Regions from separate parts of the Homo sapiens genome. Here region 1 is linked to region 2. The links are chromatin loops, found by intact Hi-C in ENCODE. Cell type or tissue: sigmoid colon. All regions are shown on one strand. Links, peaks and the distances in the headings refer to the core of each region. The heading gives the core; the rest is flanking DNA. Region 1 overlaps NR2F2-AS1 (NR2F2 antisense RNA 1). Region 2 holds the start of NR2F2-AS1 (NR2F2 antisense RNA 1).

Region 1 (5,372 bases), core at 159-5,158, 140 kb after region 2:
ACTCATTCATCTGTAAACCATTAGGCTACATGTATAACAGTATCTCATCTGACTTTTATCTACGGAGTTCCGAGGATCCGTTTCAGGTCCTTGCGGATATTCCAGTTCTCTATGAAGTCTATTGTCTTATTTTATTAGTTTTCTCTTTAGGACAATCCTATAGTGAACTGTGTATTTAAAGGAGAAGAGAAACCGTTGAATAAATTGTAGAGATACACTCAGACTTTCCTCCTCATTGGCAAATTTTCGGGCGTTCTTTTTTGTTTGTTTATTTATTTGTTTTTAATTTAAACAGGAGATTTAAACTGGCCTGGTGTGGCCTGCAGTAGATAACGTATTGTTTGGCCCATGAGTTATAAATCTAGAGATTTCACACAAAATATGGCTTCTTTAAAAAATCAAAAGATATGATGCTGTGGCTCTTAGGGGCTCGCTGTGGGGCTAAGGCACATTCACTCCCAGGTTCCTCAGGGTGCCTGGGGCACCCACTTCACTCACCAGGATTCCCTGCCACATCCCCAACACCTTTGCCTTCCTGTCTACAGCTTGGACTTGACCTTTTCCCATTAAAAAACTGGGTGAATGCCAATCAGCAGGTACAAAATGTAACCCTCTTAGCGCAGAAGTTTTAAAACAAGGCATGGACTTAATAACTCAATGAGGAAGCAAATACTTTTACAGAGGCTTTGCAGGTTAGTGATAAAATAAATTTCCTGAGTGATTTTACCCATTGCCATGGAAGGAAAACAAGGGAACCACAAATGTTAGACTAAGTACAATTTACCAGATCAATGATCGTCCAGAAAATTCCCTCCATCCTTGCACTTACTTCCTATCATGACTGTCTCAGAACTGTTTTTTGGTGAGAATATGAGAAATGTAAAAATGAAGAAGTAATTTTCTCACTCTCTAACAATCAGAAATCACCACTGGGGTTTTCTTATATTTTTCGGGGGGTTCCTCTGGCACCCACTTTCCTGAGCTTGGTTGGAAGTGCTAGCTTTTCCTGGTGTTAATTATTAATGTGACCTGTTTATGTACCAGTTATCCGGCTAACCATTAATATCTGTTTACTCATTGATGACCTTTGCAATTGCGTACCTAGCTCCTGGCTGTAAATGTCAACTTTTTGTTTTTATATGCTAAATGTTTTCTCTATATCTACTGAGTACCTGAAACAACTCCTTAACAAGGTAAAATAATATCAAGCCACACAAATATAACCTTTATGAATATGAAAAGGAAGACAAGTTCCTTTTCAAGCTATTTTTTCTGAGGGCTCAGACAAGCTATTTTTTCTGAGGCAACAGAACTTTCCTGTTTGGAATGAGCAAGAGATGTACACAAATGGCAAATGCGAAGGATCCCTGAGGGGGAAAAAAAAAAAAAAACAATTGGCAAGAAAAAATGTTCTTCTGCTCTCTGCTTAGTTTGGGGAGGCGGGGTCGGGGGCAGGGGCAGGGACAAGTAAAGGACTCTGACCTAATCCTGGGGAATGAAACCCAATTTTACTTTTTCAAAATGTCAGTGTTAAGCACTTGCACATTCAAGCAGGCCTGCAGGATTGATCTCCAGCTACCCAGTCAGTCCACATTAACCCCAACACGAGGAAGACATTTCCATTCCACACAATGGTAATGGCTAAAGCTGAGATTAAGCAATGCAGCTGGATTAGGGCTGCAACTGGTGACCTTAATTTTACCCATCATTGGAGCCTGTGTACATTTGACTCTTCTTAATTGCATTTGCCTAATTTAAACAGACAATAGTAGCCCAAGACATTTTTTCACCCCCAAATAATAAAAAAGGAAGAAGAGCGTTTTCCTAGAAATTAACCACAGGACAGTGTTGTTATGTCTGCTGCTTGGGTAACAAAAGCAGCTGTTCTCTTTCTCTTGCCCCATTAACATACCAGCACTGGGGAGGACCCATTGAGATATTATCCACCTTTGCATAACAATACAACTTTAAAGTCTCATAGTGCTTCTTTAGCGAAATATTTTAAAATATTAATATCATCCCAGCTGTAAATAACCATGATGGAATTCATAGAGATTAAAGTTTTGAGATCCGCCTTAGGTGTACCTTCACATTTTCTTGTTCATTGAGTCCTAACTTCAGTAAAATTAGTTTTTTTAGATAGAGCTCTGAACACTTGCTGTGACTGTCACTTCATGTTGAATTTATCATATAGAATTTAAGGCGGAAGACTGGGGAGCAATCTGTCACAAACGATTGTATTCGTAATCGTTGAGGGTTGGGATGGGGGCTGGGGAGAAGATAAGCATCCTAGGGCCGCTCTTGTCGCCTGCACCATTCATTCGGCTCCAGTGGCATCGGTGAGGCGATTTGTGTAGGCTGAGTGTGTAATGTGTTTCCTTCAAGCCTGCCTTGATGGTTCTGTCTATGCTGTACTTCATGCACATAAATGCCTCTCAGGTTTTTTCAGCTAAGTGATAACTCAGCTTGTCTTTCCCGGTGAATTCGGTAATAAATAGATATATGGGCTAGACGTGGGGTGTTCTGACTTAGTTAGATCCTCTCGTGTCCTGGAATAGACAAGTGGACTCAATCATTGTGCTAGCAACAAGATACATACTTTCCAGGGAAGCACGGGGTTTTATGCTAAGTTTACAATGACATGAACTGAAAAGCAATTCAAAGTCAAGGTTAGTATGACAACCTCACATCCGTCTAGGGCATCTAGAGGGGAAAACGGTCAAAATGCAACATTATTTTCTTTGAAAACTGAACATCTGTTAGGGGATTTTGAAATGATAGAGAAGTAGAACAGTTGAGTTGCTTCTTGAACTCATTTAATGTGTACATTTTACTCTGGGAAGTAAGTATTTTCCCAAGACTGCTATTCAGCGCTGCATTTTTTTCCTCTGATGTGCCAGGCGTTTCTTCACAACCTCTGGATGTTGCAAGTCAAGTACTCTTAATAGCTTGCAGATCTATATCTGGGTATCAAAATCACAGGCTTTTGAACTTTGCCAATCAGAATCCCACATTACATTTCCTTTTTATGTCACATGCTCAATGAGCTTAATTGACACATGGAAAATTTCCTGTATACATCTTACTCAAGGCAACACTGGAAATTTGGGTTTATGGAATGCGTCGGCAGCCCTGAACGCTCTTGGCTTCTTCGCTGCTGGCTTGGTCTGTGGCCCAGAATGATGCAAGTTAGGCGTAGCTCAGAACTCTCAAATTAGCTGCTGGGGCGGTGTTAGGAGTGTGTTCAGGCTCAAGAGCCATTTTTGAGGGCTGGAAGAGGGAGTGGGGAGGCTCTGGCCCACTCCCCACTGTGAGGCAGCGGAGGTTACCGTTGTTTGTGAAGACTCAGGCCGTTAACTTCTGCAGGAAATCTGCCCTCATTCCCAGCCTGCAGTATGGCTAGGGGCCTCATCCTGGGCCCCTGTGGGATACTGGGATTATTCTGTCTGTAGCACTTATCATATTACACTAAAGATCTGCTCATGGTTCTCTCCTCCAACTAGACGGGGGAGGCATTGAGAGACAGGACTCAGCACCCAGCACTGTGTCTGACCTGCAGAGATAGTAAAGGCAGCCTAGGTGCTGGGTAGGCTCTAAGACTAAGCAGGACTGGACATGGGGATGCCAATGATAATAACAGCTCCTAATTATGGAACAGGTACTCAGTGATCATAAATGCTAGCCTAGGTGATTCCCTACACCCATTTTACAGATGAGAAAGGTAAATAAGATGTAGCAAGGTCAGGTAGTGTTCACAGGGTAAATTAGGAAGCCAGATAACTGAAAGGGGAACTGGGAAATCCCAGGCTATTCCTTATGCTCTGAACATACACACCTCTGATTTATCTGAAGAAAGATAATACTTCCATGATCAAAATACAATGGAATAGCACTTACAGAGCTAGTGAAGCCTAGAAAGAGTCCAGGCCTTGCTGCAGTTTTCTTCCAGTGGCACTCAGAGGGGTTTGTGTTTTCAGTTTCTGTATTATTTTTTGGCCTATGCAGTATTTCGTTCTTAGCATTTTGCAATAAATTGGTGGTCTCTCAATATTTCTATGTATCTGGTTTTACCATGTCCCAGTTGTGTGATCTTGGAAAATTTACTTCTGTGTTCCTCTGTTTCCTCTGCTGTGAATGTGGGGATGGAGGGTTGTCTTCAGGAGTGACCATTCTAATATTTGCCAAGATCCTAGAATGGTGCTTAGCACGTTCTGAGTGGGCAGCAAACATTAGATGTTCTGATTTACGGTTCTAGCTGTCCCTGTCTCTTCTCTCTTCTGCTTGCCACTGTCCCCACCTACCTGAGCTTCCCTCTTGTGGCTGTGCTGCCCACAAGCGTGTTGGGTGCTGGGAACTTTGGGTGGCGCATTTGCTGCATCTGTCAGCCTGGGATTAGGGGCCAGTGGTCCACGCTCATCCTCTCTGAGAGGCAGCCGCTTCTGCAGGGGCTGCCATGGATTGTGGCTTGTCTGTAAGTGGCCTGCTTCTCTGGCCTTCGCCCCCTTTCCATCTATCAAAATCTCTCTCTGTCTCCCTGCCTCTCTCTCTCCCTCCTCTCAAAGGCCTCGAGCTTCTCCCCTCTTCCTCCCTGCTGGCATTATCTCCTCCCACAGCTTGAGCTTTGGGGAAACAAAAGCCAGGTGTCTTGGCTTTGGACTTTTAAAACAAACCTCCCTCGAGGCAGGGGCACAGAGAGGCCTGACTTCCTTTGTAGAGCAGAGGGCAAACGCTGAGATAAAAACACAAATTAATATATCAGTAAATTATCCTGCCCCACTGACATACTCTCTAATCAGAAAGACAGTGAAAACACGGGAGGATGCCAGGAAAGAATCCAGGGGAGGAAGGAGGAGCCACACAGCCAGCAGCAGCCCAAGGAGAGCAGCCCCTCGGGAGGCTGCAACGGCTGAACTTTTCCCCTGACATTTTACTGGATGTGCAGGGAGCACCAGCTTGCACCACCGTGGGGTGACAGGAAGAGAGAGACAACAGTGAGAAATGGAGAATGGAGGAACCAAGGAAGAAAACCGAGGCAGGGGCAAAGAGGCAGGGCTAATAACCATGTGGGCTAAGATCTCACTCCTTTGGACTCATAATCATCACAGTGACCTTCCTTAGTGGCCTCACTCACTACAGAAGTCACCCCATTTTAAAGATGAGGGGCTGGGCATGGTGGCTCACACCTGTAATCTCAGAGGCGGGTGGATCACCTGAGGTCGGGAGTTTGAGACCAGCCTGACCAACATGGAGAAACCTCATCCCTACTAAAAATACAAAATTAGCCGGGCCTGGTGGCAGGCGCCTGTAATCCCAGCTACTCAGGAGGCTGAGGCAAGAGAATTGCTTGAACCTGGGAGGCGGAGGTTGCAGTG
Region 2 (5,372 bases), core at 116-5,115:
TTCCATTGTGTCCCTCTGAACTTCCAAGTCAATGCAATTTTTAACCACTGGCTTGTGGTACTTTGAAAATCACCAGGGGCTGTCAGAGTTAGGTCCTCTGAAAAATTTACAGTGCTAAATCAGAGCATATGCTGGGAGGGAAAAAATTGCTTAAGATTAGAGCAAGTACAGTATCTGTCTGCCCCCTAGTGTAAGAGTCCTCGCTGCCTAAAATTCAACTTTAAAAGAAAAGGAGCTCTTAAAGGGAAACGACTTTGGACTCACGTAGGCATAGGAGAACGAAACTTCTGTACATTTTAATCTGAATAATTCTTCAGGATTTAAAATTAATTGGCTCTGGCTTGGTTGGACCGTACTCGGATCTCGCCACCTCTGCGTTTCCCGAGTCACTGGCGAAGAGGTGATTTTTTTTTTTTTTTGAACTGGGTTTATGTGCGTCCCCCTCACCCCCTCCTCTCTTTTTCTTTCTCTCTGTCTCTGTCGTCTCTCTCGCTGGCTTTTTAAAAATGAGGAACCGCTCCTTGAATGTTCTGGACAGAGCACAGAATTGCTTCTTAAGTCAGCCCGGCGCGGTTGCAATAGACAGCAAAAAGGTAAACGTTTGCCTGAAATCCGCACGCCAGCTCCACCGCCCCGCCCGATGGTGAGTACCCTTCTCGTCGCGATTCTCCTCCTAGCTTAACCGAGCGCTCGCCTACCCGAACCGTGGCCGAGGGCGCCGGGCTAGGCTTTTCTCCCTCCCTGCCTGCCTGGCTGTCAGTTGCACAAGGTTGCAAAATGAAGCGCAGAGGCAAAGCGAACAGTAAATTCTGATACTTAGTGCGAGCCTAGCAGCTCCTTTGCTAGAAAACCGAGTCATCTGCTGCTTGCAAAACCACGCTTTATAGGACTGGTTTTTAGTTTGCTCTGTGGAAGGAAATGAGTTTGAGGAGACAGGACGAGGAGATAGGAGGCTCCGCAGTCTTAACGCTTCGGTTTAATCATATTTTGGCAGCTTTGCAATTGTATTTTCCCCCCTCCCCCTCCACCATCTCTCCTACCACACACATGTAATAAAATATGGCAATGCATTGAATTGACTCTGATCCCCCCTTCCCCGAACCCCTTAAACCACAGTCCTCGGCATTTCATACACGTTAGCAAACCGATATTTTGAAAAGCCCCAAGTCATCCCCAACCCCACACAGCACAAGCAGAAAAGTGAGAAAGGAAAGAGAGAGAGAAAAAATACTGTAAGTAAACATACCAAAACCATATTTGCCTTGTTCAAGGTCCCAAACCGCTTGCATCTTCCTCCTAAACTGGAATAACTCTCCTTTAGTTTGGCGGGTGAAATAAATGCTTTGTTGGCCCCCTGAAAAGATGTGTCTTTGATAATTAAAGAGAATCTCCTCCTCGGTGTTTATCTAAGCGATTGTGCAAACTGATAAAAAGTAGGCACTAGCCTGCAGGGAAAAAGAGGAAAGGTGAAGGGAGAGATCTTCCACCTCAAGGAAGTGCTTCCCCATGTATTAGGCTCTCTCAGCCTTGGAAAACCCTGCACACTAACTTTAGAGAGACAAGGTTTCAGGGAGCTTTGTACATAGCTGCTGAGGAATGCAAGCCTCGCCTTTAAGAAAAAAAACCCCAAACCGTAGGTAGGAGATGTCTGGAGTGATCCTTGTCTCTCATCTCATTCCTTAGAAGGAAGAGTGCGTTGTTACACCTTGTTTGGGGCTGGAAAGACGAGACTTTAAAAACACCCGTCCAATTGAAAAAAATCTCCCAACTTAATGAGTTTAGTCGGAGGCTGGAGCAAACGGCTCAGCCTCAGCAGAAAACCGCCAACAACTATAGGCGATATTGCAAAGCAAGACGACCCAAGGCACAGCCAAATTCCACTGTTTGGGGTCGAGAGAGATGGAGGCTAATCCTAAAGCAAGTTGGGAAAAAACAGAGGTGGAAGAGGAGGGGGAAAAAGCATCAGCCTCGCAGACTGGCAGACAGGCTTCCCTCGTCCTGGATCAAAGATAGAACTTGAGACAAGAGGGCAACATTTTTCCTAGGAATCCTTTGGAATCCTCATTTTCTACTTTTAACTCAAGTCTCCCCAAGTGATTTTTCCCCCTCTCCCCTGTGGATTTCTGCCTCCCCCCTTTCCGGTCCTTATTCTAGAACTTTCCTGAGGAGGAAATCTATTTCTTTTGGGGGGAGGGGTTCCCCATTCCATGCCTTCAGATAATGAATGCTTCATTCACCCCCTCCCTTTCTCTACTCCCCAAAACGAATAAAGGAAGCAAGAATACGGTAACTAGTGAAAATTGAATATAAACTATGCTGCCTCTCACAGTTTAATACTGTCTTAACTAATGGATTTTTGTTTTGTTTTGTTTTAAGAGAAGAATAATGGGGAAACACGGATCTTTTATTTTAGGAAACTGTTATGGTAAGATGTATGTCAGACTTGACAAATGGAACTAACGCTCTTCGGCTGCTTCTTGTCCTTGTCTTAAACAGGAATTAAGTTAAACACAGTGCTGAATGTTAATTACATGTTTACTGGCTAATGAAAATTACAAATGGTTTTGCCACCTCAAACAATGATGAAAACTCTGAAGACACTGTAATTATATACTTTGAGCAAAATAACTCAGAATATTGATCATAAGAAGTGTAAATCTTTTTTAACTATTCATTAATACCATAAATATGGGCTACAGAAGTTTTTCCTTGCGGTTTGTCTCATCAGTTATACTGAGTGGATGGATGGTGAGGCTCCTCTGGGGAGGAGGTGAACTCATTCTCTTAGTAGAAGGAGGCCACTTGTGTAACTCGGGGGTGCCCCCTCCCTTTCGCCCCCGCCCCCTTCATCCCCAGCCGAAGGTCGAGGAATAGTTGAACAGGAAGGCTGGACTCAGGGCAGGTGAAGATGATCACAGCCTGGCCTTTTCTCTCCCCTCCCTGCCCATCTCATTCCTCTCCCTTCTCCCTTTCCTGCCAGTTCTGATAGATGACTGCCTTCCCCAGCTCGGGCACCAGTGGGATAACCTGGCATTCGGGGGTTCCTAATGGAGGACCAGTTAGACCAAGAAACTCACCCCCACCCACAACCCAGCCGTGGAGCCCTGACAACTTCAATTCCCTCCTTCAGAGATGGCTCAGGCAGTTCATTGCAAAAGAAGAAGAAAAAAAAGTTAGGGATGGAGGTTGCTATTGGGTAAGGTGGCTCAGGCGGCTGAACCAGAACTGGTTTCCCTGGGTTTGGGAGCAGAAAAAATTTTTTGTTGTGGTTTTCTTTTAACTTTGGCCAAAGTTGTAGTGCTGGCAGCCACTCGGATCTAGGAGGTCAAAGGTGAGGGCTGCACTAACCCTAAACGGCTGTCCTGGCCTGGCTACAAGGCCAAACAGGCAGGGGAAAGGGGGTTTGTCAGCCTTGCAGCTTGGCACTTTGGAGGGGGCATCTGTGGAACCCATACTTGGGGGGCACAGCATCAAGTGTGGGTTTTAAGTGAAATATTGAGGATTTTTTTTTAAAAAAGTGCCCTAGGCTTGTGGGACTAGAGTCCTCTTTTTCCCTGAGAATTCCCAAGGCGCTGGTCTTTGTCTTAGAAGGAATGGAGTTTCTGAATGGTGTGAAAGGGACAGAGAGGGTCGCTTCAAATCGATTTTACTTGTCCTTTCTGTCTTTTCGGATCAACGCCCTTCAATGGGCACAGAGGTGCTCTTTCAACCAAAAACTTGTGCTACATTTTCTGCCTGTATTGGTGCTAAATACAATAAGCACTGGGCAGGGTTTTTTTTTTTTTTTTCTTTGCTCTCCAAAGCAAGAAAGCACCCTAATTAAATTGTTTTATATGGACAGTCAAGACGGACCAATTAAGTATGCATTAGTATAAAGATATAGTCTGCAGATAAGGTTGTTTAGAAAATCATGTGTAGGACAAAGGAGAGGGCGCTAGCATTTTGGAGAGGTGCCTAGACCCAGCAAGGTCATGCCCCTTCCTTCTTGGGCCCCAGGGGAATTGCAAAGGCCCGGGCCCCAGGTGAGAGGGGAACAAGCTCGCTAACAGGTGGGCGACATTGCCGGAGACTTTCAGGCCCGAAGCCCCGGCCCAAGAGTAGTGGAGTCCGAGGGTCGGGATTCCTCACATCTTACTCGGGCAACGTAGCAGACCGAGGTAGCGCTCCCGTAGGACGCAGCGGGACCCCGCAGTGCCCTACTCCAGGTCCACGGTGCGGCCCTGCAATAATGAAATCGTCTGCGCCCGGGGAAGGCCAGGAGGGCCAGGGGACACAGACGGTGTCACGGCCGCAGCCCTCTCACAGCCACTATCAGGGCAGGAGGCCTCCACCTAACAATTCCAAGCTAAGCGCTTTTTCTGATCTTAGGAAAGAGGAGGAGTTTTTCTGCGAGGAAAGTAACGCTTCCACCCGACGCCATCCGGCCCGATGGACGTCGAGGATCAGTCTCCAGAGTAGGAGAAAGGCCGACGGGTCGGAGAAAGGGTAGCAGGGAGAGCGGCTCGTCATCCAGCAGATGCAGCTCTGGGCTTCTCCACCCCCTCTCCTCCCTCAGAGGTGTGGGCGGGCGGAGAGCATCTCTCCTCGAAGGAGGCGACCCCCATAGCAGGGGCCGGGGCCTCCCCGCGTCGCGGCTCAGGGCTGTGATAGGTGGTCCCCGGGCCGAGGGGGCGCGAGCGCCGCGCGTTGCTGCTGGAAGGGCTCGCAGGGCGCACAGGGCAACCCTTAGTAGGGCGGGAGGGAGGAGTGCGGGCGAGAATTAGAGCCTGGGGAAGTGGCTGAATGTCAAAAGTAAAAGGTTGAAAAGCCAATTTTCCAGGCGCGCTTTCGCCCCCCTTAGCTGGTTGCAGGGGCCGTAAATCAGCGGCCGGCGGCGAGGGCGGGAGGAGCCCCCTCGGCGAGCTCGGCGCGGCCCCGCCCGGACCGTGCGCACCTCCCGGTGGGCCCCGAATCGATCCGAAGCCCAGCTAAGGATGTCAGCGCACTAAATATTTACTGATCACACACAAATAGCCGGGGCTCGAACGATTTTCCTCTGTGAGGAGAGCGCGGAGAGAAGGGTAAATCATTTTATTAGTGTGGATAAAGCCCAGAGCACACTCCGGGCTGGAGTGTTTTAAGATGTGTCTTCAACAGGATGAAAAGAGTTAGGGAAATCGATACCGAGTGATTAGAAGCCCCCGGGGTGACGAAGGGGGACTGGGCTTTCAGGGATTTGGCGAGGCCGAGAGGGGGGAGCAGGCCTCAAGGGGGGCGGCCCGACCACCGCCAGGGAGCTCCCGGCTCAGGCCTCCGTCCCTCCCTCCTCGACGGGAGACGCCAGGGCGCAGCGAGCTGCGGGGAGTCCACTGCGGCCAGGCTTCGTGGTGCCG

What was found. Hi-C counts contacts between places; a loop is a spot of excess contacts. Peaks named below come from ENCODE experiments on the same cell type or tissue, not always from the same donor. Only the 100,000 strongest peaks of a DNase experiment are listed, where the experiment ranks them.
Region 1: it touches region 2 in a loop (3.0-fold over the local background); 11 of 110 quality-filtered maps call a loop at or near these places.

What each region holds. Positions count from the first base shown.
Region 1 is chr15:96,179,772-96,185,143 of GRCh38, reverse strand. All of the region lies in intron 3 of NR2F2-AS1 (NR2F2 antisense RNA 1), which reads left to right. The region is part of intron 1 of LOC112268156 (a long non-coding RNA gene); the gene reads right to left. Among named protein-coding and RNA genes, the nearest start is that of NR2F2-AS1, 140 kb to the left of the region's middle. RefSeq lists enhancers at 1,595-2,096, 4,403-4,903. In sigmoid colon, for the core only: no CTCF peak of the experiment used is centred there; DNase peaks (open chromatin) are centred at 2,893 and 3,183; H3K27ac peaks cover 232 bases.
Region 2 is chr15:96,322,227-96,327,598 of GRCh38, reverse strand. NR2F2-AS1 (NR2F2 antisense RNA 1) reads left to right here and starts at 481. Exons shown (of 5, transcript NR_125738.1): 1 at 481-643. It also overlaps a transcript of NR2F2 not described here. In sigmoid colon, for the core only: a CTCF peak has its summit at 211 (motif pointing left); DNase peaks (open chromatin) are centred at 718, 2,828, 4,618 and 4,698; H3K4me3 peaks cover 4,244 bases; H3K27ac peaks cover 3,116 bases.